Regions from separate parts of the Mus musculus genome. Here all the other regions are linked to region 4. A link is a loop called in an ENCODE intact Hi-C map of the cell type or tissue named here. Cell type or tissue: gastrocnemius. All regions are shown on one strand. Region 1 has its middle 10 kb from the start of Gm41435. Region 2 overlaps A230028O05Rik (RIKEN cDNA A230028O05 gene). Region 3 overlaps Gm32126 (a long non-coding RNA gene). Region 4 overlaps Gm31814 (a long non-coding RNA gene). Region 5 has its middle 8.9 kb from the start of Gm46545. Region 6 overlaps Lpp (LIM domain containing preferred translocation partner in lipoma). Region 7 overlaps Lpp (LIM domain containing preferred translocation partner in lipoma).

Region 1 (4,000 bases), 840 kb before region 4:
AAGATGCCCCCCTGGAAAAGATACTAAAATTCAGGGAACCTGGTGCCTGAGGCCTGTGGGAGAAGAGAGCAGCCCAGCTGGCAGCAGACAATGTTCTCCTGTGGCTGCGGGCTCTGCCCCTTCCGGCTCCCGGCTGCCTGGCTCCATTGCGTGTCCCTGGATGAACCCTTGACAGGCCCTCCCGCTGCTAAACAGGTATTCAAATGAATGCATGTTTTATTTTTAAAAAGACTTTGTTTAAAAATATGGTCTCAGAAAGTTCTCTGTTCATCTGGCTCATCAATGCCAGGATAAGAAATTTTGCAGCCAGTTTGAAATCAACAACATCAAAGCAATTGAACATTAGTTGGACTCCCGATAGATGCCCAATGAATATCCCTGCTTTGGAAATTACCACACTTTTTCTTCTTTTAGATCTCTGGTTGAGTCATTGGCATGCCACACAGGACACAGATCGTCCCAATACATAGCAGCCCTGTCCCACTATGTCCCCCCTGCCGAATAGACACATAGCGTATCTAAATTTTCAAGCTTCGTATATGTGTACATGGGGTCATATATGTGAGAAGTATATGCACAAGTATGAGATGATTCCTGTGCACATATGGGCACACACACAAGGAGGTCTGAGATCAATATTGGATGTCGTCCCCCATCATATTGCACATTTACTTTCTGAGACACTGGCCCTGAAGTTCATAGTTCGGCTAAGTTAGTTGGCCAATGACCTTCATGGATCTATCTATCTATCTATCTCCACCTACCTCACATGGCTGGGTTATAGATACCCATGACCATGGCCAGCTTTAGACATATTTTCTGAGCATTTAACTCATGACTCCACTCCTGATCAGAAGGCAACTCACTAAGAGCTATCTCCCCAGACCCTAAACTTACTGTTTTGGTAATAATGGGAAACTGAACCCAGGGACTCATCCATTCTTGGCAAGCATTCTACCACAGAGCTACATTCTTAATTCTGTTTTAAGCTCTTGAACTTTTGGTTGACAGGGGTGCCAAGGTAGGGGAAACAGTTTGTATCTTGCCAGCACATTCTGGAAATAGTATCTCACTTTTCCTTTAGGAAACCATTCCATCCATTCTCAATCGATGTAGTTTAAGAGGGAATGACTTTGATCTTTTGGCCTTCAACAATGGTGTGGATCCAGGCTGGCTTATTAGCACATACAAATAGCCTCATAGCCACATAGCCAACAGATGGAGTTCAGTCCACGGAGAGTTAATTATAAGACATTTATCAAAGTTACTTTGGCAAACACACACATTTTTTTATGATGTTTACCAAACTGATACCCTAAGCCTGAGACTGCTGCAAGACCCTGGGAAAGGGGGCAAGTTTAATAAAGCAGTTAATGCAGAAGAAAACCTGCTAACAAAGAAGCATACTTCTGACCTCTTATTTGATACATGTTGCCCAGAAGGCTTTTCATGTAGCCAAGCTGGCACAGGACTTACCGTAACTGAAATCAACAGAATCCTGATGAACAAATTATCAAAATCAAATGTAATGTAAAATCTCTACTTTAGTGTTTTACAGTTTGCAAAGTGCATCCATAGACAATGACTGTTTAAAAAAAAAAACATAAAAGTTCCAAGAAGTCTCATCATCATGCTCAGTATTTCATACATGCTTTAGTGATGGCTGGTCAACTAATGTCAGATGGTCAACGGGTACCTGAGCCAATCCTGAAATCTCAGATTCTTACTCTGAGTCTAATGATACCATTTTATTTGAGGAGTTATCAATCCAGTACAAAAGACAAGCTAAGCCCATGTCTAAACTTAGCCCAGACAGGCAGTTCATACAAGGGTAGTGTGTGTCCGTGAAACTGATAGCTGCCCGCAATAGATGATTTGTGAGTCAAGGCCTGCTGAGGCTTGGCCAGCATTAGGAAAGCATATGAGGAGAGGTTGCATTTTGAAGTTCCCTTAGGAGACTGTAAAGCATTTTTGCATCTCATTTCTGGAAAGGCTTTAAAAAAAAAATTCAATGACAGAGCCTGGAGAAATAGCTCAGTGGTTAAGGGCACTGACTGCTCTTCCAGAGAACCCAAGTTCAATTCCTAGCACCCACGTGGCCACCCACAGTTATCTGTAACTCCAGTTCCTAGGGACCTATTGCCCTCTCCTGGCATCCTCAGGCAACAAGCATGCACATGATGCACAGGCATACACTTGGGCAAAACACTCCTACACATAATATAATAAATAATTATGTTAAACCTTTTGGAAAAATCCAAGGATAATCTCTTCTCCTTTTTTATCCAAATAAAGGAAACAGAATGGGTACAGAAATGGGCTTGCCATAACTACTGGTTATTAATTAATTATATGCTGTGTGCCGGAATGCTGACATTCACCATTGCTGACACTCACAGCAGCCTCATAAGCTATGTGTTATCTTCATTTCTGAGGTCTAGAAAATAAAGTTTAGATTTTCTTTCTTTTGGTTCCTTTCTATAGGCTATCCTCATGTTTCCGAACCTCTTCTTGTTCAACCAGTTAAGGAGAGACCACTTGTCTCCTCAGATGCCTCTGAGGCCCCTGCCTTTGCCCACTGTGTTCTCTTCCTCTTCTTAAACACTCTGTTCATTTAGTCTTAGAAAACTTTTTTCTGCCTGCCTCCAATGTCTGTGAGTTCCTTGATAAACCAGAGCAGATAAGAAGAAAGGAATAGGAAAATATAGAGGCCTTCAGGTTGCTTTTTTGTTTTTTGTTTCCCAAGGCAGTGGATTTACTTTCTGTGGTATCTCAATGCTTAATATATGACATCAGTTTTGACTTAGACGTGTGACCACAGTTATAAAGAAGACGAGGAAGGTGCAAAAGAACAAAAGGCCAAGCAAGCTAAGCCAAGCTAAGCTGTAGCTCAAGAGCCAGAGCCAGGGTACAGCCAGGCTGTTTTGTGATCTACAATCTACTCGGCGGAAGTCATCAGAGGGACTGACCAAGGAGGGCAGGTGGAATTATTGTGAGAAGTGCTTTCCTTTTCAGAGACCAGAGAGGCTCTATGCAGCTGAGCACTGATTGAATTATATTTCAGTGTCTAGTGTTCCTAAATGACGTGAGTTGAGACTGGCATGGTTTCTTGTTCCCATCGTCAGAGCAGGGACTGGTCAGATCAATTTCACTCTCGTGAAGCAAGCCCAGCACAATGAAGGCACATTTCTCATGCTAGGAATATTAGGATCTCAAAACACAGTAAGGCTGAGCTGCTTGCTAGCTTCACAGAGATTTCACTTCACAGGCGGTAAGCTTTTCATAGTCTACTATAAGAAACATTGTTTATTGGAGACTGCCTCCTAGTTTTATTGCTTGCAGTCAAGGCAACCAGGCCATCTCACAGCTTGTGTTCTATCATCACCATCAAAATTCTGGTTGGGTTAGCCTTGAACCTGTTCTCAGAGGCAGAAGAACAGTAAGCAGAAGACCCAAGTTCCTGTCCCAGCACTTTTCTGTACCTCCTCCTCCTCCTCCTTCTCCTTTTTCCTTTTTCTCCCTCTTTTGGGCAAAGGCTTTTTATTAAGTATTTTTTACAAATACACTGGAGAATTATGCAGTGCTGTCTATATTGAATACAATCCTGAGCCACAAGTCTGCACACACATTTGCAACTGGACCTGTGATAGCAGAACCTTTCTTTGTTTATTTTTTTATTAGATATTATCTTTATTTACATTTCAAATGTTATCCCCTTTCCTAGTTTCCTCTCCGAAAATCCCCTATCCCCCTCCCCCTTCTCCCTGCTCCCCAACCCACCCACTCCCACTTCCTGGGCCTGGCATTCCCCTGTAGTGGGGCATAGAACCTTCCCAAGACAAAGGGCCTCTCCTCCCATTGATGACCGACTAGGCCATCCTATGCTATATATACAGCTAGAGACACAAGTTCCATCATGTTTTTTTTTTTTTTTAAATTGGTGTTTTAGTCCCAGGGAGCTCTGGTGTTACTGGTTAGTTCATATTGTTGGTCCTCCTAT
Region 2 (4,000 bases), 830 kb before region 4:
ACTTGCCTTGGCCATGGGCTAAAGTTAGCTCAGGGATCCCTTTGCATCTCTCGACACAAGCTTCAATACTAAGTGTTAAAAGTTAAGGACGAGGAAGACAGTTAACCCAAAAGCAGTAAAAATTAACTATGTTCTGATGTGTTGGATGAAAACTTGGGAACCTCGTGTGCTCCACCCTCGCCCTGATAACAGCTGCAAGTGTTTGCTTGCTTTTTCTAACATCTGGCCAGCCCCTGTGTAAACAGAGTGGAGGTCATCGTGGGGAGGAGCTGAGTGGTTTATTTCTAGGTCTCTTAAGGATACAATGAGCTGGGACAGAGTCTCAAATAGGAATTTCTTCCATGTTTTATGACAATGTCAGCAGCAGTTTCCAGCGGCGTTCTTCAGTCTCTTGCTACCAGTCTGTTTCTCATCCCTTTAACTGATCTCCACAAACTAGGTTACTTGCAAAGGAAGTTAGTGTATTTCTCACTGTCTGGAGGCAGAGAAGTGCAAAAGGTCAAAGGGTCCTGTGTGCTGAGGACCCTCTTACTGATGGAGTTCCCACGATGGCACTTCACATCACATGATGTGACAGAAAGACTGCCAGGCTAAAATCTCTCTTCCTCTACTCATGAAGCTACCACTGCAACTATAGTCTCCACCCTGAGGACTCCGTTAAGTCACATCAGCACCACCTGCAAATGCAATGAAGAAGATTATTTCAATATGGAGTTTGTAGGAATCAGACATGGACATCTTAGCATTTGCCTGTAATTCCCTTTCATGGCATGATAAGAAAAACAGTTCATCAAAGGTCTGCTTGGATGTTGCTAAGCACTCTGGATGATCCAAGGTCCAGTCTGGGCTCCACCTAGGACTGACCATGAGCCTTTGGGACATTATTCGTTTCAGGTTTCATTTTTAACCACTTGAGTAATGAGATGGGGGAGTCTTCCCTAATGTTTCATAGAACGTTACTATTCCATTTTTAAGTCAGAGTTCTAACAGTTAGCTCAGCCCTATGCTCATCCCACAAGGACATTCCTAGCTACTGCTTCTTTTGGTCTACTGAACATGACACTTTAAAGATTATCAACCCTCCAATTCTATATTTTCGTAGCAAACTCCTACCAATGAATAAGTTCACACTAACATCGGTCTTAAAGACAAAATTCAATCTATCAACAAGAGCTTGCCTTAAAAAGGCTATTTATAGGAGGCCTTCTTCTTGTTTAAAATCACACACAAACACACACAGACAGAAGTGGGGAGGGGGGAAGAGAGAGAGAGAGAGAGAGAGAGAGAGAGAGATTATTTACCCAAACATGCTTAATTTAAAATATGACTTAGATATTCAAATATACTTTTAAAGTTTGCTAATGCATTTTCTTCTTCTAAAAAAGTGTTTTGAAGTTATGGTCTTCTTTGGAATAAATATGCTAATTAAATATACTAAATGAAGTGCAAGCACAGTAATGAGTCACTGAACTTACAAATATGCCTTGAATTCCAAAACTGTTCAATCCCTGGGTAGGAATGACTAGCTGACGGAGAACTTACCTGAAAGAATAATAAAATCTCAAATAGAACTTGAGCTATTTTATGAAATTATCTTTTGTAATCCATCAAGGAATCATCAATATCAAGGGAGATTCTTGGTTCTTCCTCTCCTTTGATCCTTCTTCTTCTTTTTTTTTTTTTCCATTTTACATCTCAATTACAGCCCTCCCTTCCTGCTCTCTTCCTAGCCCCACCCTTACAAATCCCCCATTGTCCCTGAAAGGGAGTCCCCCACTTAGTAACTGCTACATCCTGAAACCTCTGGTCCTAGCAGAACTAAATACATCCTTTCCCACTGAGGCCCAACCAGGGAGACCAGGTAGGGGGAAGGAGATGCAATGGCAGGGAACAAAGACAGAGACAGACCCAGCTCCATTGGTTAGGGAACACACATAAAGACCAAGCTGCACATTTGCTACAAAAGTGTAGGAGGTCTAGGTCCAGCTCCTGCATGCTCCCTGGTAGGTGGTCCAGGCTCTGTGAGCCCCCACGGTCCCATGTTAGTTGACTCTGTAGGTCTTCTTGTGGTGTCCTTGATCTCTCCGGCTTGTTCAGTTCTATCCCCCATTCTTTCACAAGTCACCCAAACTCTGCCTGATGTTTGCCTGTGGGTCTCCCCATCTGCTTCTTTTCTTTTAAAACATGTGATCATCTTTTAGTACTAAGTTAATACATTGAAATAGAAGTAGAGCGGCATAAGGACGTCATGGATGGAACACATCTTATTTTAGGATGGTGTTCAAATAGAGGTGCCTCGGAGCTTCCCAGTGTGGTAATCTCCCCTCCCCCTCTCTCCCTCCCCTCAAATATCTTCCCTTCCCCACCCAAAACACCAACCCCCTTTCTCTCCAACCTTCCTTTTTATTCTCTCAAAACTCCAGTTGGCTCTACTTCCAAGATGGCTGAGGCTGTCGGGGTCCTGATGTCATCCAGCAGAGGGCGCTCTTGGAGAAGATTTGGGCATGGCCATGGAAAACTCTGGGAGGACAAGGACAGTTTCCTTTAGAAGAGGGCGACTGTGTTATCTGGGTTTCATGGTGACTTAAAGGAGAGCTTATTGGTCCTCCTTGAATTGCCTCAAATTTTCTGCTCATTTTCACAAAATTCTATCTATGCAGATGTTTTAGTGCTACATTCAGTAGGAGGGGGTGGAAGAACTAATTGTTTGTTTGTTTTTAAGCTATAGATTCAGAAGTACAAGGTAGCTAACTGCACAGGAAAGCAGCTGAGGATGGCAAATATCAAGCAAATATCAGCCAAGGCAGGTGTGTGTGTCAGAGACAGCCAATCTGCTCAAGCTGACCCTGTCTATCTCTCCCTGTCTTGTGAGGCACAAGAGAACATTTTTTCTCTCTCTCTTAAAGGCAGTGGCAGATATTATGGACAGAGCTCAAACAATAGCACAGAATCAACACTGGACCAGAAATAGATAGTGCAGATCCATAAAACTGTCAGAGGCCAAGAACAATCTTGATACTCTTTAACCTAGCAAAAGTTATCCATTGGAACCTAGAGACCAAACTCCAACACATAGCTTACAAATCAAAAGGAACACCAAGGACCAGTGGGCATCTGGGATGTGGTCCTGACTCTAAGATTTCCTGCCTGTTTCTTTGGTCAGGTCCAGTGGGTAAGCTTTGTAAAGTCTCATTGTCCTTGTCTAAGAGAACTGAACTGTAGAATCCATGAGATACAATTCATATTTCATGTTCTGCATTGGAGACTAACTTGTTAGAATTGAAATCCAAAATTTCCTTTGGAACGCCATAAGATGAGGAGTAAGGGTGTGGCCAGACATCATTATGTGGTTAAACATGAACTTAGGGATGACAGCTTTCATCTGGAACTTCGACGCATCCCACTTCAATGTCTTTCCACCCTTTGGTCCTCACCAGTGTAAGGGTGGGAACTGTCATTTCTTAGCTTGTATGTAGACTCCAAGATAGAATGACTGAGTGTCACCAGTCAATCCGCAGCAGTGTTGACATTTCCAAGAGCAGAATGAAGGAACCAGGAGACACTTCAGAGCCTAAATCCTACACATAATGGTTCAGTACACACCAGCCACAGGCATCAAGGTCATACAGTAATCAGTAGGATGAACCTGCAACATAGGCTAAAAATGTACCTTGTACCCGGTCACCACCTTACTCACAATCCCCAGGACCTAAATGACACTGTTTAGGTAGGCTTTTCCTGGTGAACCTTGGTTTCATCTCTAAAAAACAGCCCGTCAAATACAGGATAAATAAGTTAATGATTTCACTGGAAGCTAGTATCCACTGTCGAGCTGTGAAATAGGAATCTACGGACCTTCTCTTTCCACTGAGGACTCAGGTTGCTTTCAGTCAGTTCAATACTCTTAAGCTCACAGAGTTCTTCACTTGCTACATTTCCTTGGGTCCAGCTGATCTCTATTCCTTCACTTGCTTGTGTATGTAAGCCTCCTTGAAACAAT
Region 3 (4,000 bases), 82 kb after region 4:
GCCATATGTCCTATATCTCTATCACAAACATAATTGTATATCCACCACTCATTGTACACAGGAATATCTGTGACATAGTTTTAGTAGGGTAAATGGGAGTTCTGAAATATTAATGTAAATTTATTTACCCAATTTTACATTACTATAACAACCCATTGTTTTATCAGTTAACCTCAAAGTTTGATTTCATGTGGTTTCTCTCCCATGTATATTTTATAGGGTCTCATGAAATAAGAACCACACTTAGGCTCAGAGGTTGTGGAAATTGGCAATGGTGCTTTAATTCAAGAATTCCGTAAGTGTGGGGTCTCTGTCTCTTCATCATTCTAAAGCTGAATGTGATCTGGGTGCTTTTGACAATGCTTCTGCCTCTATTGCACATGATTCTACACATCTGTTCTCTCCTGCAGAGCTCAACTCCCACACTCCACACTGTGGGGCACTGAAGTTAATGACCTCTTTGAAGTCTTTCGTAGCTGCATACGCTTGCAGACTAGCATGGAAGGCCATGCTTTACACTAGACGTGTCATTTCTAGCAGATAGCTTCAGCCTTACCTCCATTGCCAGCTTACCTGCTGATCACCCTGATGCCAAGAAAAGACTTGAAGAGACGGAGGCTTCCTGGTCACTGCTGTAGGGGCAAACTGCAGCTGACCTCAAGCCAAAAGGAAGGGGAGAGCCCATGAGCTGTTACCTTTTAACAATCTAGAAGATTAAAGAAGAATGGTTGAAATCTGTACTAGAGTTTTTGATTTGGCATCCTTGGTTGACCAGAGAAAAGGAGAAGGAAGAAGGAAGGCGTAAGATGTGAGGCAGGAGGTACCTCCTATTGGATTAGAAAGAGGAAATAATGGTAACTGTGCATGGGCCTCTAGTGTAATCCTCATGGTCCAGAGAGTGCACAAAGCAAGCAGCCCAGATAGAGCATCTGCTACCTTATATCTGGGTTACGCCTCACCATGAACCTGTTGGTCTCTTGTGTCTGCATGGAGAATCAGGAAGTGTCCTTAACTTTTTATCCTCACATCTCAGCACTCCATTCTTCAGGTTCTAGGCTTATAAGCACCATGGCTTCCATGTTCTGATCCACAAGACAACTTTGTCGAACAGACACTAACTTTAAAAAACAAAAACAAAAACAAAAAACAGAGAAATAATTGAAGATTCTATTAGGAAACTAGACCAGACATACTGGTACATGTCTACTCCCAGTATTCATGAGGCTTAGGTGAAAGGGTCACACTCAAGTTGAGGAAAACATGGGCTACAGAGAGAGGTCTTGTCTCAAAACTAAATAAATAGGCAGGGAATGGACTCACAACCACCAGGGTGTTGAGCAGAGACCAAGTTGGGCTTGCTCTTTTGCGTCTGCTATTGGTGTGCTTTTCCAGCTTCCAATGACCTCAAGTACTTATGTCAGAACTGTTAACTGGGGTGAGAAATCTTTGAACTGCTGCTTGCTTGGGAACCCACAACACCATGCTGGAGAAAGAAAGGCTTGATCAACTCATGGGTCCAGCCTTTGCTGGAAGTAGAAAGGGAACCCCCTCAAGTTTCAGGTGAGAAATGGAGTCCCTAAAGACAGGTGTCATGTCCAATGTCATGCAGAGTGAGGATTGAGGCTGGGACACTCACATGAACCTCATGTCTCCACCTGCTTGTCAGTTGTCATATACCCAAACATCCTTCACGCTTGCCCTCCTCTAGCTACCGGCTACAAAAAAAAAAAAAAAAAAAAAAAAAAAAAAAAAAAAAAAAAAAAATCAGTACTGACAAATCCTTGACCATGGTTGCAAGGACAGTGCAACATTGTCTGCCAGCTTGGGAATGGACTAAGGAAATGGGGACAGAGGGAGGCAAGCATGCTCCAATCTCAGCTGTCACTTTGCATTTCATCTGCCCCGTGCCAGGCACTGGATTTATTGCTGGTGAGAAAGATGACTCATGTTCTTCTGATGCCAAGCAACTAATTTATCTCGCTATGGCTTGGTAGGCACAAACGTTTAGTGTGTGATCAAAAATAGAGACCACCTGTCACCCAGTACCTTGGAACTGGTCGTCAAGCCTGAGAACTTACTCAAACATTTAGCCCAAATACAACCAGAAGACTTTGTTTTAGGATTCATCTTTTGTAACACCGGTACAGAAACGAGAAGAAATGTAACAGAGAGAGGCATCTCACTTGGAAGTCACCTATAGGGTTTATTCCCATTTGAGTTATTATATCGACTGGCTTGCTTTCTTTCTTTCTTTCTTTCTTTCTTTCTTTCTTTCTTTCTTTCTTTCTTTCTTTCTTTCTTTCTTCCTTCCTTCCTTCCTTCCTTCCTTCCTTTCTTTCTTTCTTTCTTTCTTTCTTTCTTTCTTTCTTTCTTTCTTTTTTGGCTGGGACAAGAGATTCCTTTTCTTTGAGCCACATTATCACTATCTCCTGGAAAGGGTTAAAGTAGAAAAACTTTGGAGGATTATCTCTTTTCTTTTCTTTTCTTTCTTTTTTTTTTAAGCCACACTTTTGTTAATTCTTAAAGAGTTTTATACAATTTATCTTCTCCATAGCTTCATCCAGATCTATCCTCTCCTCTCTCTCTATTTCGTGTCCTCTTTCTGTTTTACGTTCTCATACAGCAGATGCTCTGGTCCTCCAGCTTTTTCTATCTTTCTGTCCCTCTTCCATGATGTTCCCTGAACCTTATGTGTAAGGGACATGCTGTAAATGTATATTAGCTGCGTCTGATCACCCTGCAGTCAGCTGATCTTTGCATTTTGACCTGTTATGGCTTCCTATAATGATCTCCATCTACTGCAAAAAGAAACTTCTTTTCTGAAGTGGAGAAAACTACTTTTATCTGTGGGTATAAGGCAGGCATGTAGAATGCAGATAGGAATGATAGGAGTTTAGGAAAGTGGCAATAGTTGGTTCCCCTCTAGCTTCCAAGGCCTCGCCAGTCAGAGGCTGTGATTTATTTCGATAGGCTCTTGAAATGATCATAATTTATACAGAGGCATCCACTGTATATTTTCCCCCATAAGATTCACACTATGCTAGAGCCTTCTCTATGCTATGGGAAAACAGCCTAATTTCAATACTGCCCAACAGCCTGTCTCATGCAGTTTCTCTAACACATACACCCAAACACACACACACACACACACACACACAGAGAGAGAGAGACAGACACAAATAAAGACAGACACACACACACAGAGACAGAGACACAGACAGAGAGACAGACACTCACAAAGACAGACAGACAGGCAGGCAGGCAGGCAGGCACACACGTGCACACACACACACACACACACACACACACACACACACACACTCCTAAAGTCACAAGCACACACACACACAGATACAATTCTGTCTGCAGAAACTAGACTGTTTTCCAAGCCTCTAGGAGTACCAAATGCTCTTTAGAAACTGAAATTACTTTGGAGATAACAGACTCAAGAATGTGGGTGTAAAGTACAAATAATAGGCAAGTTCATACTGAAATCTTTACTTTTAGGAGTCGTGGGCTTTCCTCCTCACTTTTTTTTTTTCTTTTTCCAAAAGCGTCATCACCATTTATGTGGTTTGTAAATGATATTTCCTCTGGAAATTAGACATCACAACATAAAATGCAAAATTGCAATCAATTAAATAGATGAAAAGCTCAAATTACTTTTAGTCCAGGTTAAGTCCTCTTTGGGCATGGCAGACTACAAGAAAGAATTTGCTTTGAGTCACATATTTTACATAAACCAAAGAGGTTACCCCTAAGAATGACTGTCTGGCTTATACTCCCCGCCCCCATGGTGCCCCACATACTGTAACAGGAAGACGTTAGCAGTTTCAAGACTTAAACTTTCTCTCAATTTTTTTCTTCACTTAAACCAAGCAAAGTGTCTCCAGTAAAAAAATACTGATCACCCTGTTGCTTGCAGTGGGTCATGGGCTACTCATCTTTTAGATAAAGGGATAAAGACTGACTATTCCCTTCATACCAAAGGGTGCCAGGC
Region 4 (4,000 bases):
TTCCACTATGTTCATTGAAGCCTTATTTATAATAGCTAGGAGCTGGAAATAATCTCTAGTTCTTTGATGGATCTCTTGTTAGAATTTACCCTATTAGGAAAGGGGCTGATTCTAAAATGTTACACTCAGTATAATTCCATACACATTACATTTTTAGTTTGAGAAAAATGTCCTGAGAAGAGAATAACAGTTGCCAGGGTAATGAAGAGGTGGGAGAAAATCGAAGTAGCCCTAATAAAGCAGTCATGAAGGAACCCTCAGCAAAGGCTGTTCACTTGTCAGGACTATTCGAACATCGATAATTGATTGTGATTGTGTAATTTAGTTTTGCAAAATGTTTACATTTAAGGAAAGTAGGTGCAAGGTACACGGAACCCCCATGTACTATTTGTTCAACTTCAATTACCTTGAATTAAAAAAAAATTTTTTTTTTTAAGTTCAAAGTTTTTACTTTCTGATGGCGGCAGAGTGGCCAAGCATCTGGGGAGGCAGCGGTGGGGAAGGCGTGGACAAGAAAGAAAAACTGAAGAGCTGGTTCTCTCTTCCTTATTCTCTACCCTGGTCATATCTTCTGGCTGACTGGATGCTCTCAGGCCATCTGGAGGGCAGCGGCTCCCTCCCTTACTCCTTGCACGATGAGAAGAAGCATGAGGGAGGGACTTCTTCACCTAGCATCCATTGCTGATGTCGAGGGAGGGACTTCACCTAGCATCCATTGCTGATGTGGACTTTGCCTGCTCTGATCTGCAGACATCAGGAGGCAAAGCAAATGCACCCCTGAGTAGGTCAAAGTTTGGAGAAACCACACAAAGATTTCTTTCTAAAATTCTTCAAGGTGGGAGGGAGTTGGGATGGGTAGTATGAGGTTGAAAGGAATATGAGCTTGCCTGTGAGGCCCAAGGGTTTAATAACTAGAAGGAACAAAGAGTGAGGGAACATTGGCTTCTAGCAAGAAGACAACATTGTTCCTCTCATGTTGTTCACACACTGTATCCTCACCACCCCTACACATGCATTGCTCACCCTCGAAGGTGAATCAGGCTCAAAGCAAGGCGCGCTATGGAGTGAGCCTTTGTAAGATGGAGCTGACATAGTTAGTCCCTGCTCCTCTTAGGGTCTCTTGCCTGCTGCTTGCAATGGGTTGTCCTCCGAAGATAAAGATGTTCCTGGAAAATCTGGGATGGGGGTCAGGTGAGTTGGTTTTACTTTTGGCCTGAAGCCCCTGCAAGGATGTTTGCAGAGTCCTGGGGCCTACATGGGCAATGAACCTGCATGGGCAATGACCTCAGTCAAGAGGAAGCCCTCTGCAGGCCTTATCCTATACCGTTCCTGCAAGAAGGGGCTGGGGCAATGGGTTCCAGGGTTTGCAGCCCGCAACAGAGTTGCAAATCTGGACTAGGGGGTCAGAGAGTGGAAGGCAGCTACTGCATTTCTTCTTTCTTTCCATACCACCCTTGCCTTTCCTTTTCCTGTCTTCTTTGCCAATTCTAAGTGTCCTTCCTATATTTTTGTGGTGGTTGTTTTCCATCTGCTGTTCTTGACTTATTTCATCTTTCATTATTTAAATTTAAGTAGGTGATAGCACTTCTCTAAGTTGACTCACGACTCCCACTCTGCTCTGCCTCCTTAACCTTCCCCCGTTCTCTCTCCATGCTGGTCATTCTTGATTTCTTGACATTTTTTTCTTTTTTTGGACATTCCAATGGGTACTGTCTCAGGCCACCTGCATAGTGTTTCTGGTGCTGACTCCCATTGCCCCACATGGCCACACGTCTTCTTTGACTTTCGGGAGCTTGCTTTAACAAACACGTTTTCAAAGGCACCGTCCCTCTACAGGCCGTGTAAAGATGCTGCACACTCCTCTTCTTCTCTCTGCTCTCTGCTGATCTACACACGTGTAACCCTGCAGCTTACTCTCCTCTTGTTCATTGTCTGCACGGTAGGAAACCAGAACATAAGCTTTATGGAGGGCAGGGCTATTTGTCTATTTAGGACAGAGTCTGGCATGATAAATGGAGTAAGAGAGCAGATATGATTCTTTCTAGTGATCGACAAAATATGTACGCGTACTATTTTACTACTAGAAATTAAGTTCATTAAATATTTTATCAGTTCAATCGCCATCACTAACTATACTTGCGATAAAGGTATTAAGTGTTTTATAGATAGCCTCACTGCTCTAGATTCTGTGTCCCCTGTACTGTGTTTGAGGCACCAGATCAGGTCTGGCTTCTTGTAAACAGCTGACAGGCCAGCATTTCTCCTCCGTGTCTCTACTAGTGAAGTAGCTTGCACGCTCCCTGTGGACCTTGTGGAATTATTGGGTTAATTCGATAGCACTTCAACATGGAGTCGACTCCAAGGCAAGTCACCCATGCGTGGTTCACTGTTGCACACCAGTAAAGGACTGGACGAGTGGCTTCCAATGATGATGGAAACATCTAATGGGATAAGAGAGGCAGGTGTTGTGTGCAACTTAGTCTTCACGGGGGGACTGAGCTAAGAAAAGGATCTTAGGCAATGTGAGTGCTATTTGCGAGCGTATCAGGAGGGAACGGGAGCAGAGGCCAGCTATGTCATGGAATATTCCTTGCTTTCTTCCATTCCCCTCAAGCTCCGTGCTGGTGCGTCTCTTGCTGTGTATTATTGACAGAGGAAATGCTGATTCATGGGTCTAAGTTACAGGAAACCTTGTTTCCTGGTGAAGAAACAAGCTTGGTGGAGCTGCCAGCACCCTCCCTGCCAGTTGCTGCCACATGTCCTGCTCTGGGCCTGCACCCAGGCCGTCTGAGGAGGGGCAGGCCCCCTCAAGCTTAGCCAGTGAGATCACTTTCCCTGGCCCAGCTCCTCACCATGCCTCTCTGGGCCTTTCTGCTCTGACCTTACAATACCTTTCCAGCCCATCTCCCTTGCTTCCTGCTTGCTCCACCAGCTGAAGCCACCAATGAGCATGCCCAGCTCTCCCTGGGCACCTTGTATTTCCCACTCTGTGCCATGGCTCCTCATGTTCCCTGCCTGAACTGGCCCCTGAGCCCGTGTTGGCCCACTGAAATCCTACCTCCCCTTGAGCTCTGCACAGCTGTTCTGCTATATGAGGCCCGCTCTGCTTCCTTCTATTTATTACTATTCCTTTTAGTAGGGGTGTTTCCAAATATGTGAGCATTTGCGTACACTTACCAGCTCCAGCAGCTACCTGATTCCTCCTAAGTAGCCCCAGTTACTTTGACGGAGATTTTTGAGCTCCCTTAGCCAACTCTTGTAGTCCTACTTAACTTATGTTTCTTGAGTTGCACACAGAAGAAGGTCAGTCAGTGGCTTTACTCACCATGAAGCCAAACAGACATGGATTGAGCCAGCCAGTATTACAAGACAGTCAGTGGCAAGCTAAGATCTTTTCTTTTTTTCCTGAGAGGCCTCATTGAAAATGGTCATGTAGTTACTGTATCTAAACACAACAGATGTTCAAGTTACATTATTATCACATGTGTATAAAATAAAAAAAATTAATCTGCTAGCCAGCTGATGAATACAGGGACTTCTTAAGCTCGGCACCGAGCAATCAGCACTGGGCAGCCCTTTCTGAGGTCTGCTGTGTTCTGTTATCTGATCTCCTCCTGCTGCAGGAGATGGCTGATTTAGATGAAGAGAAAGCCATCTGATAATAAAGGCCTGTGTGAGTTAACCAAAGTTTAAAACGGTAAGTGTTATAAAATCATGTCTCTTTGGCTGTTACATGGATTAGAAAGCAGACATTCAGTAATGGAGGAATTTAACTACTCTGAAGTTACCTCTAGTTAGACAGATAGGAAGAGAAATGAAGGAAGTTTAATATGTGCACTTGGACTTTGGAAGGCTGGGAGCAAAGGCATGAAGAGACCATTGGGAAGGTAAAGCAAGAAATAGAAAGCCAGTCCTGGAAGAATGGCACACTTTCATCTGGACCGGACACAGCTCACGCCTGGACTTTGGCCTATAGTAAGGAGTCACCTGAAAGTCCAGT
Region 5 (4,000 bases), 170 kb after region 4:
GGGACACCCCAGGGTCCTAAACTGTGGATGTTCTTGAGGTCTTAGAGGACAAGGACTTTGCTGGGTAGAACATATAAATGGAATGAGTGAGGGTGAGTATCTGCTCCTTCATCAGCAAAAGGACTAAGACATCAATAGAAGAAATATAGACCATTGCAACTACAAACAAAAGGAAAGGACTTTAAAAGTCCCTGTGTATAGATAGCCCTGTGGTTCTCAAACTTGACCGTGCCTCAGAACATGAGGACCAGATAGAATAGGTGATTGCTTGGGCCCCCTCTGAAGTTGCTGATTCCGACTGTCAATCCACTTCTATATTTCTGTTGCTCTGGTATGGAATTCCATTGCTGCTGCTCTGCGGACCATGTTGAAGAGTGACTGGTTCATTTTTTTGGTTTGGTTTGGTTTTTTTAAAGCCTAATTCATTTCATCCATGGCCCAAGGTGCCCCGACAGGTGAGAGGTAAACAAATAAAAATCACACTTTCTCATTGCCTCTCCTCCCTCACCCCTACTTGCTCATTGGGTTCAACCCTCCTGTACTGCAACACAACCCGAGCAAAGAAAGCTATCCCCACCCAGGCTCGCTAATGGCTTTATCCACTCCTACAGGGTGACATGCATGACTTAGAGCTGGCACTCAGCCATCCTGTACTGACCATGGAAGAGGTAGCCTACCCTTAGGATTTCAGTGTGCGTCTATAGATCTCCCTGATCCATACTTTCACTCTAATTTCATTGTTTTAGCTCATTGTCCAACGTACTCTGGTTGACACCTTTGAAGTGCTGGCTGGTTGGTGAAAGATTTCTTCTTACATTCAGGGGCTTCACTCTGACAGAAAAGGGAAAGAAAAGAAAAGGGAAGGGATGGAAAGAAAAGGGAAGGAAAGGGAAGGAAAAGAAAGGAAAGAAAAGAAAAAAGAAAAAAGAGGAAAAAGAAAAAGAAAAAGGAAAAAGAAAAGAAGAATCAAGTCACTAGACTATGAGGGGTGTAGAGAAAATATCTTGTGTCTGTATGGATGTGACACCTGTCAATAGTATAACTGATGCCCTATAGCGGAGTCAGAAAGTTGGAGGTGGGACATCCAAAAAGCAGAAAGGATTTTGGGATAGTGCCAGGCACAGGAAATTCACCAGGGAAAATGTGAGGAGATCGATGTGTGGTACCTGAGCACAGGTAACCAGTCACATGGCAGAATGTAGATTAGGATAAATGGGTTTAATCTAAGTTATGATCGAGTCAGAGAAGAGCCTAGCTGTATGGCCAAGGCATTTGTAAATATATGTTGAGCCTGAGTCTTCTTTCTGACAGCACGAGACTGAGAAGAAGAACCAGACCTGACTTCTACAAAGGGAAAAGCAGGGTGTGTGCAGAAGGCGTACTAGGGAAGCATATCTCAGTCCGTCAGGAAGGGGTCAGTATTAGGCAGGACCCAGCCAGAGTATGGGAGCACCGAGTAACAAGGGGTACTGAGTAGTGGTACTCACTGGAGATCAGACGCTCTCCATCTGGCTTCTGTCCTCACAGTCCTGAGGTACCATTTACAAATCCTTCTTTAGAAGTGGGGACACCAAGGCTCAGAGATTGCTGAGGGCCACACAGCCATCCAACATTAATTTTTTTCTGACTCCAGAGCCACATCTAACATACGATCTTATTGCTCTTTGCCAGACATCAACAACTAGCACCTGTTGTTGGTCACGAAAGGCAGGTTTACCAAAGCACTGGGCAGGTGTGGGGAACCAAGAAGGCTGGGAAGGTTAGGAGGGGGGACCCATGTGTTGTGACTCTTGATGCACAGTGTGAAGCATTGACACCTAACTCCTGGGGTGCTTGGGCATCAGTGAAGGATTCTGAACAGGAAAGGAATGCATAGCACAGCTATGTTTTAGGAAGCTGGGACAGAGGCGTGTGTGCACCCTTGGCACAGAGAACACATGGCAGCGGAAAGCAAGGGCCTGGCTTCGGATGGATGACGGGAGCAGATGAGACTCGGGATAGATGTCATTCTCACTACTGCTGTTGCAAATATTTGACCACTGACTGCATGCTTGACCTATGCTGAAGTCATCTGATCCTCACCATAGCATCCATATCAGATCTCTCCCTCTGACGCTACTTTTTCACTGCTCATGAGTCTCCATTTCTCCATACTGAGTACTGTTTCTACTTGGGAACAGGACCTAAGACTCCTTCCTGAATATAAGGGGATCCAGGGCTGAGAAAAATGAAAGATCAAGTACTCCCAAATTCACTTCTTCTCCTGTCCTGACAGCTGAGGAGGCTGAGGCCTGGAGACAATCAGTGGCTTGTTCCATCTAGGAAAGGATGGACATACTGACCAGAGGCTAGAGGGCTTTCTTGCGCCAATGCCAAGAGCCCACTCTGGATTTCTAGGCCAGGCTGGAGGCCCTGCAGCTGTGGCGGGTGCCAGATGGCATCCCAGTCACCAGGCTGCAGGGCGCCTGAGGACCCTGTGGTAAGCCACGGCTGGCAGCACCTCCTCCCTCTGGCACTTCGGGTGCAGAATGATTGAGTGAGGGGAGGATATGCCGTGTAGGGGCAGGAATGTTGGTGTCTCAGCACTTGGTAGTGTGAGTTACAGCTGCTCAGGGCCAGCCCAGCATACAAGCTGAAGAGGCAGCTGCCATCTTCACCTTGTCAGAAATACAAAAAAAGAAAGAAAGGGAAGGGAAGGGAAGGGAAGGGAAGGGAAGGGAAGGGAAGGGAAGGGAAGGAAGGAAGGAAGGGAAGGGAAGGGAAGGGAAGGGAAGGCAAGGGAAGGAAAGGAAAGGAAAGGAAAGGAAAGGAAAGGAAAGGAAAGGAAAGGAAAGGAAAGGAAAAAACCATGCTAGCCCATGCAGCCAGAGCAGAGGCAATGGAACCTGATTGGAAAAATGGCAGCATTGCCCAAAGAAACAGGGACAAGCCATGAGTTAGGAAACCCCGGCTCACTTACGATTTGATCCTTCTCTTTCAAACCATGAAGCCTTGAAGAGCCTCTTTAATCTGTTCGTGGATATACTCTCTTTTCTCCTCCCTAGCCTTGCACTATAGGTGGTATGAGTGAGTTGATGTGTGGAGAGGAGAGTTGAGAAAAGAAAAGAGGAGAGAGCAGAGAGTGGGGAAGAGAGGGCTGGGGAGGAGAGGGCATTTGCAACCCAAGGGGTTCTGCAGATGCCATTGGAGTTGAAACTAGTAACGTTAATGTTGATATGGCTAATCTCCGGGGAAATATGGTGATACAATTGAGCATTTGCAAGGAATTTATTTGAAACCTGTATTGTCTTTGCTACTGCTCTATGAAGCTTAAAATACTTCAAAAATGGTAATTCTTACATTCTCTTTCATTGCTTTCTCTTCTATTCAGGGAGCTTTGGCTGAGCAGGCACACTTCAGAGGTCTACAGGCCTCTGAAGGACCTGCCTCCTAGCAGGGAGACCAATGTTATTCTATATCCTAAGCAGGGCAAAGATCTACTGTGCTAAGAGGGCTAAAGTCCCGGCAGCAGAAAGCCCTGGTTTGGGGTGGCCAGGGACCAATGCACAGGCTGATGTAGAGCTACAGCGGAGGTGAGATTCCAGCTTTTTGTGGAGAGCAGGGGCTTACCAATCATATAACCATAGAAGTGCCTGCCCAGAAGAAAGCCTCAAAATGCATTCTAGAGAGAAGGAAGCTGTGTCACTATAGCAGTGTCTGATCGTGCTGGGGTAGAGGGGCCTGGGAAAGGAGTGGGCATGAAGCCCAAAGAGGCAACATAGAAGCAAGTCTGTGGATTGTGAGTGTTTTCAGAGACTTGGGATGTCACTACAGGAGAAATGGGGCATCAGGGGAGGCGGGAGCAAAGGAGTGACACGATCCAGGACATAGCTGAAGAGAACCTGTGTTCCTCCACTGGATTGTTCTCTGGGTTCGGCCACCCACCTGGTCTCCTTCCCTGACCCCTGGACTTCTGATTTAGGTTCGAGACTGAGGATTCTAGAATTCTAGAATCATGGAG
Region 6 (4,000 bases), 320 kb before region 4:
AGTAAACAATCTACTGTATTAAAATTATAAGCACACAACAATACTGAATTAAAAGTACATTTACTGAAAGAACACCTAGTAAATGAAGGAAGCAGAGTAAGAGTTTCAATGTTAAGAAATCACTTCCCAGGTATAGTAGTATATGTCAATTCCCAGAGTCATGCTAAGGGAAGCTGAAGAGCTCCCTTTCAGAAGAACTGAGAGGAAAATCCAAGAGGGACAGGAATCATGAAACAACCAAAGGGAAGAGCTGGCTTCTCACACAGAGAAATATCTTCTGTCTGCCTTAGAACTCATGTCTGCACAGCCTTCAGAGTATCTGTAAAAACCTGAAGTTGTAGCTGGGATTCTTGGAGAATGTGTGTTTTTCAGGTAGTTCACAGATGTTTGTGTTTCTCTCCACTTCCCTCTCCCCCTACTCAAGCTCTAATGGTGCTCACATTAAACAACATCTCTGTTCCGTATCTTGCACATTAGCATAGCTGCAAACTTGCTAAGAGAGCTGAGGCAAACTGGAAACTCAAGAAAATCAGAGTTGAGGACCCTTTTACAGAATCTCTACCAACTCTCATCTCACTGAAGGAGAATCGGAGGCTCAGGGAAAAAAATCTTGCTGGTCCTACAACAAAATGACTCGAGCGAGCATCTGACCCACAGATAACTTCCAATCTCTAACTCTAAGGGCTGTGTGGCTAAGAGGTCAGTGTTGAGTATCTTGCCCCCTGTCACTCTCCACCTTATGTTTGGGACCGTGTCTCTCACTGAAGCTGGTGCTCAGTGATTGGCTAGACTGGCTCAGGACTTAGGAAGTGCCTAGGTCCAGGGGTCTCTACATTTTCTTCTACCTGATGGATAGTTACTACCTCCTCCTCGGAAGCATGAAGACCCATGAAAAGAACAGTTGTTTTTCAGCCCCAGCCTAGTGTCAGGACCAGTCTCAAGATGGGTGTGAGAAAGTGAAAGCCTCTACTACCCATGCTCCAGCAGCTTGGGGAACAGACACTCAGCTGGGTTCATTCTGTAGGCCAGTACTCTCCTGCCTCTTGCTTTCTCATCCCTTGCCCATCGTCTCTTAATTAATGTCCTCAAGTGCTCGGGACACAGCCATCTAGAAACATCTTCAGCTCCACACAGTTCAAATGGGTCCGCAAAAGGTAGAAGGCAGTGGCATACAGTGAAAGGGCCAGAACCAGATGCCCTTGGCAAGGAAGGACTTCAAGGAACCCATACTCTCCTGAGAAATACAACGTGCTGTACCTCCATGTATGGAGGAAAGACACTGATGTTGCTTGCTTATGACACAGTAAACTCTAAGTATAAGGGAAATAAAAGGCCGTGGAGATGGCGGAGTGAAGCACTTGCAGTGCATGCTGAAGGAGCTGAGTTCGGGTCCAAGCACTATTTTAAAACCTGGGTGCAGCAGCATGCACCTATAATCATGTCATTTGTAGGGGGAACACAAAGACAGATGCCCTGGAGCTCTCTAAGCAGTCTACCCAGTCACTGAGCACAAGGGTCAGTGAGAGACAGTCTCAAACTTAAGGTGTAGAATGACAGAGGGCAAAAGATACCCAACACTGATCTCAGCTTCCACAGGTACATGCATAAGTGTGTATATCTACAACACACACACATATATACACACATACTAATATACACACACTAAATACATACATACATACATACATACATACATACATACATACATACATACAAACAAATAAATAAGCAAGCAGCCAAACACAATTTGGTCTACCATTGGCACTAACACCTGGAACCAATTAGATTTCCTCCACGATCTCAAAATTTCCCAACTCTCAAGTTAGAAATGTTGGGTAGATTAACTCGTAAGATATTTCGAAGATTCTATGCCCCAGTACAGGGGAATGGCAGGGCCAAGAAGCAGGAGTGGGTGAGTTGGGGAGCAGGGCTGGGGTGGGAGGAGGGTATAGGCGACTTTTGTAGAGGAAACCAGTAAAGGGATGCATTTGAAATGTAAATGAAGAAAATATCTAATAAAAAAATTCCCTCTGGTTTTAAAAGACATTCTGACTTGTTTGTACCAATAAGACTGATTATTCACACTGGATAAATCAAATAACAGAAGAGAAATTTGCCTTTACTTAATGGTATTAATAATGAGTAAGTTTCTCAGTTACTCTAAAATGAGACATAAGATAGCATTATCACATAGCCTTTCTCAACCTGTGGGTCGCACCCTGTTTGGCAACCATTTATCTCTAAAAATATTTACATTGGGATTCAGAACAGTAGCAAAATTACAGTTAGGAAGAAACAATGAAAATAATTTTATAGTTGAGGGTCACCACAGCATGAGGACTGTATTAAAAGGCTGCAGCTTTTGGAAGGGTAAGAACTACTGCCCTAGAGGAAGACTGACTCCCTTCCTGTCTAACCTGAAACGGCATGTTGCTGAAGCGAGCAACAGTCAAGAGTCTAATATACAATTACAGCATACATATACTCTAAAGCCCAATCAGCAACTGTTCTCTGTTAGATCAAAGAATCAAGAGCTAAACAGAATACCAATTTTCCACACAAGGCTCTGTGATGAAGTCAAAGGATTTTGGAAACATGGCAGAAGAGGAAGATAATATTCTAGTTACTAGACCATTCAGCATGACAAAACACGATCAACTGGGACACCTTTGTCTATTGATAAGCAGGTGATAAGATGACCTCAGAGAGGGAGGATGCGCTGCCCAAGGTCATATCAGGACTGAGGATATTCTCGCTGCTTCTAGCCCACAGGACACACAGAGCTCACTGCTTCACTCTGCAAAGCAATGTGAACCTAATCTACCCAAGTAACAAAGAATAAGTGCACGCAAGATTACAGCTACTATCTTCACAAAAAAAAAAAAAAAAAAAGAAAAGAAAAGAACAAAACGAGTGGCTGATTAATCTTATTCAAGGCAATTTCCCAAAAATGAAAATTAACATTTCATAGGGCAATATAAATAAGTCCATGAGAATTAATTATGTATTATTCCTCTAACGAGTCATGTAGAAAATGGAGATAGCCAATGGTCTGCAGGAGGCCAGAGTAGCTCTTGTAGTACAGAGACCAACTATTTGGAAATGATACCTCATGCTCTTTAAGAGTAAACAGGGTGTATGATTTCAAACCCCGTGAAGTGCAGCTTTAAATAGATTTGGTTTGGAAATGGGACAAGGAACACACCACAGTGATGGGCCAAGATCAAAAGCAGAGGGAAAACAATGATTACACTCATTGATATCTGCTGACACGTTCACTGTCAAGTCTAATTATGGACTGACTGTTGTTCGGTATCATTCCCACTAATACCCATTTTTACCACAAGACTGTTGTACATGTTTATGTCATGCTCCCAGAACACTTAGTCCTCCATCTTTCAAAGGTTGAAACCATTCTATCCTTCAGTTCACACCAGTTTATAAATCCAAAAGACAGGGATTACATTGCTCGACAGATGACTGACAAACCAATACAGAGACAGAAAAACTGACTGACAGACAGGCAGGCGGGCAGGGAGGCAGACAGACAGACAGATGAGGTAGGTAGATGTCAGTAGATAGATGGAGAGATAGGCAGATAGGTAAATAAGTAGGTAGGGAAAGAGAGAAAGAGAGAGATGCTTGATTTCCCATTTTAAAGAACAGTCACTGTAACTTTTCAAGGTTTAATTAAAATATCTCTTTGTCTTGAGATGGATTTCGGTAGGAAAGTGAATACAGTTAACTAGATGATCCTCAAAACTTGCTGTATCAGCATTTAATAAATGGAAGCTAAGGAAATAGGTACGTGATAGGTGAAGGCCTTGGAGGAGCAGCTCTCTAGATCTCTGAAGTAGAAAATTCAGGCAGTTTCACTTTTTAAATCCCCTCTGGGTTTAGCACTCTGAGCTGTCCTAGCTGGTGAAATGGTTCACCCTGGATTAGTCAAAGGACAGAAGAGGGTTCTACTTCTTTGTTAGGATGTTGATAGTGGATGAGT
Region 7 (4,000 bases), 240 kb before region 4:
TATATATGATCTTCTATGACACAAGGGCCACTGAGTACCCATTAGAGCTGCTCCTGGAGTCATCTAGTTCTGAGACCGGTACCCTCATTTCAGCCTATCCAACAAGTGATTACTTGAACTCCTAAGTCCTTCTCCCAGCTCATCACTAATTCTTAGAATCATTTCTTCATTCTTGACCCAGTCTCACTGCAGACATCCCCAAATCTTCCTTCTCTCATGCCCTGCCTGACTGTACGTTAGGACCTCTCTCTCCATACTGCCAAGAAGAGGACCTTGGATGGCTGGCCACACCTCACCAACCGCGCCTCTACCTTACCCCTGCAAGAGCAACTTTTCTTCCTTAGGACCACAGTTTCGCATCATAATCTCTCTACACTTGAATATGCAATGTTAAATGCAAATGTGTAGCAGCTGCTGCTCAGGTTTTTTTTTTTTTAAGGGTTTCTAGAGGCTGGACACATGGCTCAGTAGTTAAAAGCACTGGCTGCTCTTCCAGAGAACCTGAGTTTGATTCCCAGCATCAACCTGACAGCTCACAACCATCTGTAACTACAATTTCAGGGGATCTAGCGCCCTCTTCTGGCTTCTGCAGGCACCAAATACACAGCAGCACACAGGCAAACATGGAAGCAAAACAGTCATACGCAAAATTATCTTTTGTTTTTAAAGAAAAACAATGTACAAGACATATCATTTTAGTAAAAAAGTTCATGGCATTGAAAACTGTGGTTATTTATGCCTCACATAAATAAACTGTAAACATAGCCATACATGTGAGCACGTGCACACGTGCACATTTAGACACACTGGGGAAGAGAGAGAGTAGGAAGGAATGGGGGGGGGGCGAGGGTGCTAGAAAACTTTTTTCCAAAAATTTAACAACGATCATTAAAGCAGAATGTATTCAGGGGTAAATTTTATTTTCTACTTTGTATTTTCCTGCCCTGCTTCAAATTCACTATAGTGCTTAGAAATCATTCAAGTGATAAGACCATCTAGAAATAAAAGAGAACAAAATAAAATGCAAACTAGAAGAAAACAAAAGACTCCAGAGGAAAAAGCACACGTTTGCCCTCAGGGTGTGGCAGGGCATCTATGCTCCAAGTCTTACTGTCCATCCCAGACACCTCTAGGCTAAACATGGCACACTGGAAGGCGGTATCCTTTCTTTCTCTTCTTTTCCGGTGCTTGGAATTGACTCCAAGGTCTAAAGAGGCTCTGCCACTGAGCTGCAGCCCCACTAGGCAATGCTCTTTGAAATCTCTCCTGCCATTTGTAGCTTGGCTCAGCTAAGATCCATTACTATAAATGAGGATAATATAGGGACAGCTGTAGTCTTCCAGAACCTTCCCTCAAAGGAACAAAAGCCCTTGGAATCTCTTAGGATCCCAAACAGAAAAAGAGGGTAGAGCATGCCTTCCCAGCACCCACTGTCGGCCACACCCTGCCCGTCATAAGGTTACACACCAAATGCTACAGAAACGGTGTGTTGAACTCCAGTCGCGTTGATTTCATTGTTCTGTAGCTTTCTTCATATAGCTGCTGCTGGGGCACAGCTCAGGCACAAAAAGGACACCCAAGCCCTTTGAAATACTAGATATTTAATCACTATGCCACCACGAAATCCACTTTGGCACCAGAGCAATGGTGACAGTATGTGTTGTAGCTCAGTTTTTGTGCTGAGAATGAAAACAGTCTACCTATAGAACCAGCGACCATCTCTACCAGTTATTACTGACACACACCAGCACAGGATACCCCTACAATGCTACATCGATCAAACAAGCGCAGGCTTCATAGCTCTAACTAGAAGTGCTCACGGTGAGTTTTGTTTTCTTTTTGATTTCTAGTCAGCAATTATTGGATTTTCTACATGACATTTCATTGTTATCATATTTAAAAGAAAAGAAGAAGGTGGTGGCCCCATAGGAAGATATGCCAACAACCAGCACCTTGAAGAGACAGCATCTCTCTTCAAGCTGAAGCTGGGGCTGCCTCAGAGGCACGAGTGCAGGGAACAGGCTGTAACTAGGTCACTGGATTTTGCTTCCTCACAGTAGACCTTTTGCACATGCTCGCCGGAGCTTCCAAGAGCTCAGGAGGCTAACTCTGTACAACTGCTGCGATGGACTAAAAGTGATCCAGTTACTCATGGAATCCATGCTGGAATGAGTCCCATGTTCCTGGCACGGCAGAAGGTGCCAGAAGTAAGCAGAGGCTACCCCACCCTCCTGAAGTGGACAGTGGCAGACGCTCGAGGTACAATGTGATGAGTCCTAAATGTTCCCCCTCGGAGCAGTGTGTGGCTCTAGTGAAGGGAAGATTATTTCTCGCTGGGAAAATGACAGGTGGCTTCAGGACAGTGAGTGTTCCACCACCAGGAGGTACCGGAACAAGTCGGGATGGGACAGATCCAAGGCCAGGGTACAGCTCAGCTGGCTGGCACCCAGGGGCAATGAAGAATGACCTTAATTTTGGAGAGAACACACAGTGACAGGCGACGGACTTTGGGTATTTCCACAGCAGAAAGGCAGACTGTCACTGTATGCACTGGATGCGCCTAGGGAGCATGACAACTGAAGTGGATCTTTTGTAAATTCAAGTTGGTGCAGGAAGCAAAAGGGAGACACTACAAACAAATATCCCAGTCACTGTAAACAAGACATGGTATGCTCCGGAGTACAACTGTGGGGAATGACACTTCATGACTGGAAATGACATCCGGCCAGGGTTGCCAATCTGGTGTGGAGGTAAGTAGTGAAGAAGGGAAGATGACAAAGGCCACTGCTCTGTCTTCAGGTGGCTCTCACTGATACAGTCTGGATGGCCCACTCGATTCAACGTACACTCATGCCGTTCTTATACCATCCTCTCCACTGCCTTGGACACCTGAAAAGGGCTCAGTAAATAAACTCTCAGTAAGTAACATTGTGATATTGACTGGTTGCTGGTTTCAAAACATCAAAAAAAGGAATGAAAACAAGAAGCAGGTGTTCTCCTCCCTAAGGAGACAGGCAGAAGAAAGCTAAGACCCAGGGCCTCAACCCAGCCCATTCCAGTACCAACCTAAAAGGGGAAACCTAACCATGGTTATGAATCCAAAGCTCCCAGGTGATTTTACCATGCAGCCATGGGAGAGCGTGATGGCTAGGTGGAAGCACTGACCACTGAGCACGGGGATCACAGGAATATTCCAGAAAAGCCCGCTCTCTTGCAACATCTGTTTCCCTGGCTTTGCTTCAAGAATGAGCTTCTTGTAATGACAAGGTCGGGACTGGCTGGACCTCTCGGCAGACCCTTGAAAACACCAATCAAGGGTCTCTTCTTGCAAAGGGGGCCCAGGGCTAACCTTGTCATATTCTACTCATGACGGCAGAGGGAGAGGTGAACAAGCTGAGTCTCCAGCCCTTGGTGTTGGAGAACTGCAGTGGGTAATTAACACATTGATTTTGCAGTGAGCTAAGCAAACAGCAAATAAATACACTCTCCTATTCCAAGGGTCCTCTCAACCTCTCCAAGCCTCAGTTTCCACATCTGCAAAGTGGAAAATTACAGTGTATGTCTAACATGTTTTTTTCCAGTATATCCAAGATTAGCTATGATGTTAACATCACAGTGATTATGCAGCAAATAAATTAACATGAGGATATAAAATGCTCTACAAATTGTGTTCCATGACAAGATTATCTGCTGAAAACAAAGACTAGAAGTACATGCAGGAGACAAACAATGTATAGGTCATATATGTACATACGTGTGTACACACACACATCTGAAACAGGCAAGAGGATGAGAAGGTAGTGGATATGGAAGCCATTTATAGGTAAACTGGTCCAAGGACGCTGAGGACCTTCCCCAGTGGCACTGGCACCTCCCTAGACAAATAAAGATCTATTGCCACAAGGATTGATCCATCACCAAATGGCTTAATGTATTTACAGTATTCAGCCAAAGCCATGCCTAAAGTCCATCACCAAATGTCCTCATCTGAACTCCTCTA

The links. Hi-C counts contacts between places; a loop is a spot of excess contacts. Peaks named below come from ENCODE experiments on the same cell type or tissue, not always from the same donor. Only the 100,000 strongest peaks of a DNase experiment are listed, where the experiment ranks them.
Region 1: it touches region 4 in a loop (4-fold over the local background); 2 of 42 quality-filtered maps call a loop at or near these places.
Region 2: it touches region 4 in a loop (4-fold over the local background); 2 of 42 quality-filtered maps call a loop at or near these places.
Region 3: it touches region 4 in a loop (7-fold over the local background); 2 of 42 quality-filtered maps call a loop at or near these places.
Region 5: a loop joins it to region 4, with 4 times the contacts of the local background. A loop is called at or near these places in 2 of 42 quality-filtered maps.
Region 6: a loop joins it to region 4, with 3 times the contacts of the local background. A loop is called at or near these places in 2 of 42 quality-filtered maps.
Region 7: a loop joins it to region 4, with 14 times the contacts of the local background. A loop is called at or near these places in 2 of 42 quality-filtered maps.

Annotation. Positions count from the first base shown.
Region 1 is chr16:25,077,137-25,081,136 of GRCm38, reverse strand. It overlaps the pseudogene Gm52256. Among named protein-coding and RNA genes, the nearest start is that of Gm41435, 10 kb to the left of the region's middle. In gastrocnemius, a CTCF peak has its summit at 2,149 (motif pointing left); a DNase peak (open chromatin) is centred at 110; H3K27ac peaks cover 3,678 bases.
Region 2 is chr16:25,063,233-25,067,232 of GRCm38, reverse strand. A230028O05Rik (RIKEN cDNA A230028O05 gene) reads right to left here. Exons shown (of 3, transcript NR_040374.1): 2 at 2,396-2,520; 3 at 1-677. Among named protein-coding and RNA genes, the nearest start is that of A230028O05Rik, 5.6 kb to the right of the region's middle. In gastrocnemius, a CTCF peak has its summit at 2,467 (motif pointing right); DNase peaks (open chromatin) are centred at 2,048, 2,482 and 2,775; H3K27ac peaks cover 4,000 bases.
Region 3 is chr16:24,154,809-24,158,808 of GRCm38, reverse strand. Gm32126 (a long non-coding RNA gene) reads left to right here. Exons shown (of 3, transcript XR_384786.2): 2 at 220-295; 3 at 411-660. Among named protein-coding and RNA genes, the nearest start is that of Gm32126, 2.8 kb to the left of the region's middle. In gastrocnemius, no CTCF peak of the experiment used is centred here; DNase peaks (open chromatin) are centred at 600 and 1,886; H3K4me3 peaks cover 260 bases; H3K27ac peaks cover 3,813 bases.
Region 4 is chr16:24,237,188-24,241,187 of GRCm38, reverse strand. All of the region lies in intron 1 of Gm31814 (a long non-coding RNA gene), which reads left to right. Among named protein-coding and RNA genes, the nearest start is that of Gm31814, 24 kb to the left of the region's middle. In gastrocnemius, a CTCF peak has its summit at 1,836; a DNase peak (open chromatin) is centred at 2,829; H3K4me3 peaks cover 1,018 bases; H3K27ac peaks cover 3,205 bases.
Region 5 is chr16:24,071,780-24,075,779 of GRCm38, reverse strand. No RefSeq gene overlaps it. Among named protein-coding and RNA genes, the nearest start is that of Gm46545, 8.9 kb to the left of the region's middle. In gastrocnemius, no CTCF peak of the experiment used is centred here; DNase peaks (open chromatin) are centred at 596 and 2,455; H3K27ac peaks cover 3,542 bases.
Region 6 is chr16:24,560,980-24,564,979 of GRCm38, reverse strand. All of the region lies in intron 4 of Lpp (LIM domain containing preferred translocation partner in lipoma), which reads right to left. Among named protein-coding and RNA genes, the nearest start is that of Gm24440, 160 kb to the right of the region's middle. In gastrocnemius, no CTCF peak of the experiment used is centred here; no DNase peak of the experiment used is centred here; H3K27ac peaks cover 3,079 bases.
Region 7 is chr16:24,482,066-24,486,065 of GRCm38, reverse strand. The region is part of intron 3 of Lpp (LIM domain containing preferred translocation partner in lipoma); the gene reads right to left. Among named protein-coding and RNA genes, the nearest start is that of Gm24440, 78 kb to the right of the region's middle. In gastrocnemius, CTCF peaks have their summits at 616 (motif pointing left) and 2,377 (motif pointing right); DNase peaks (open chromatin) are centred at 2,202 and 2,392; H3K4me3 peaks cover 2,417 bases; H3K27ac peaks cover 3,999 bases.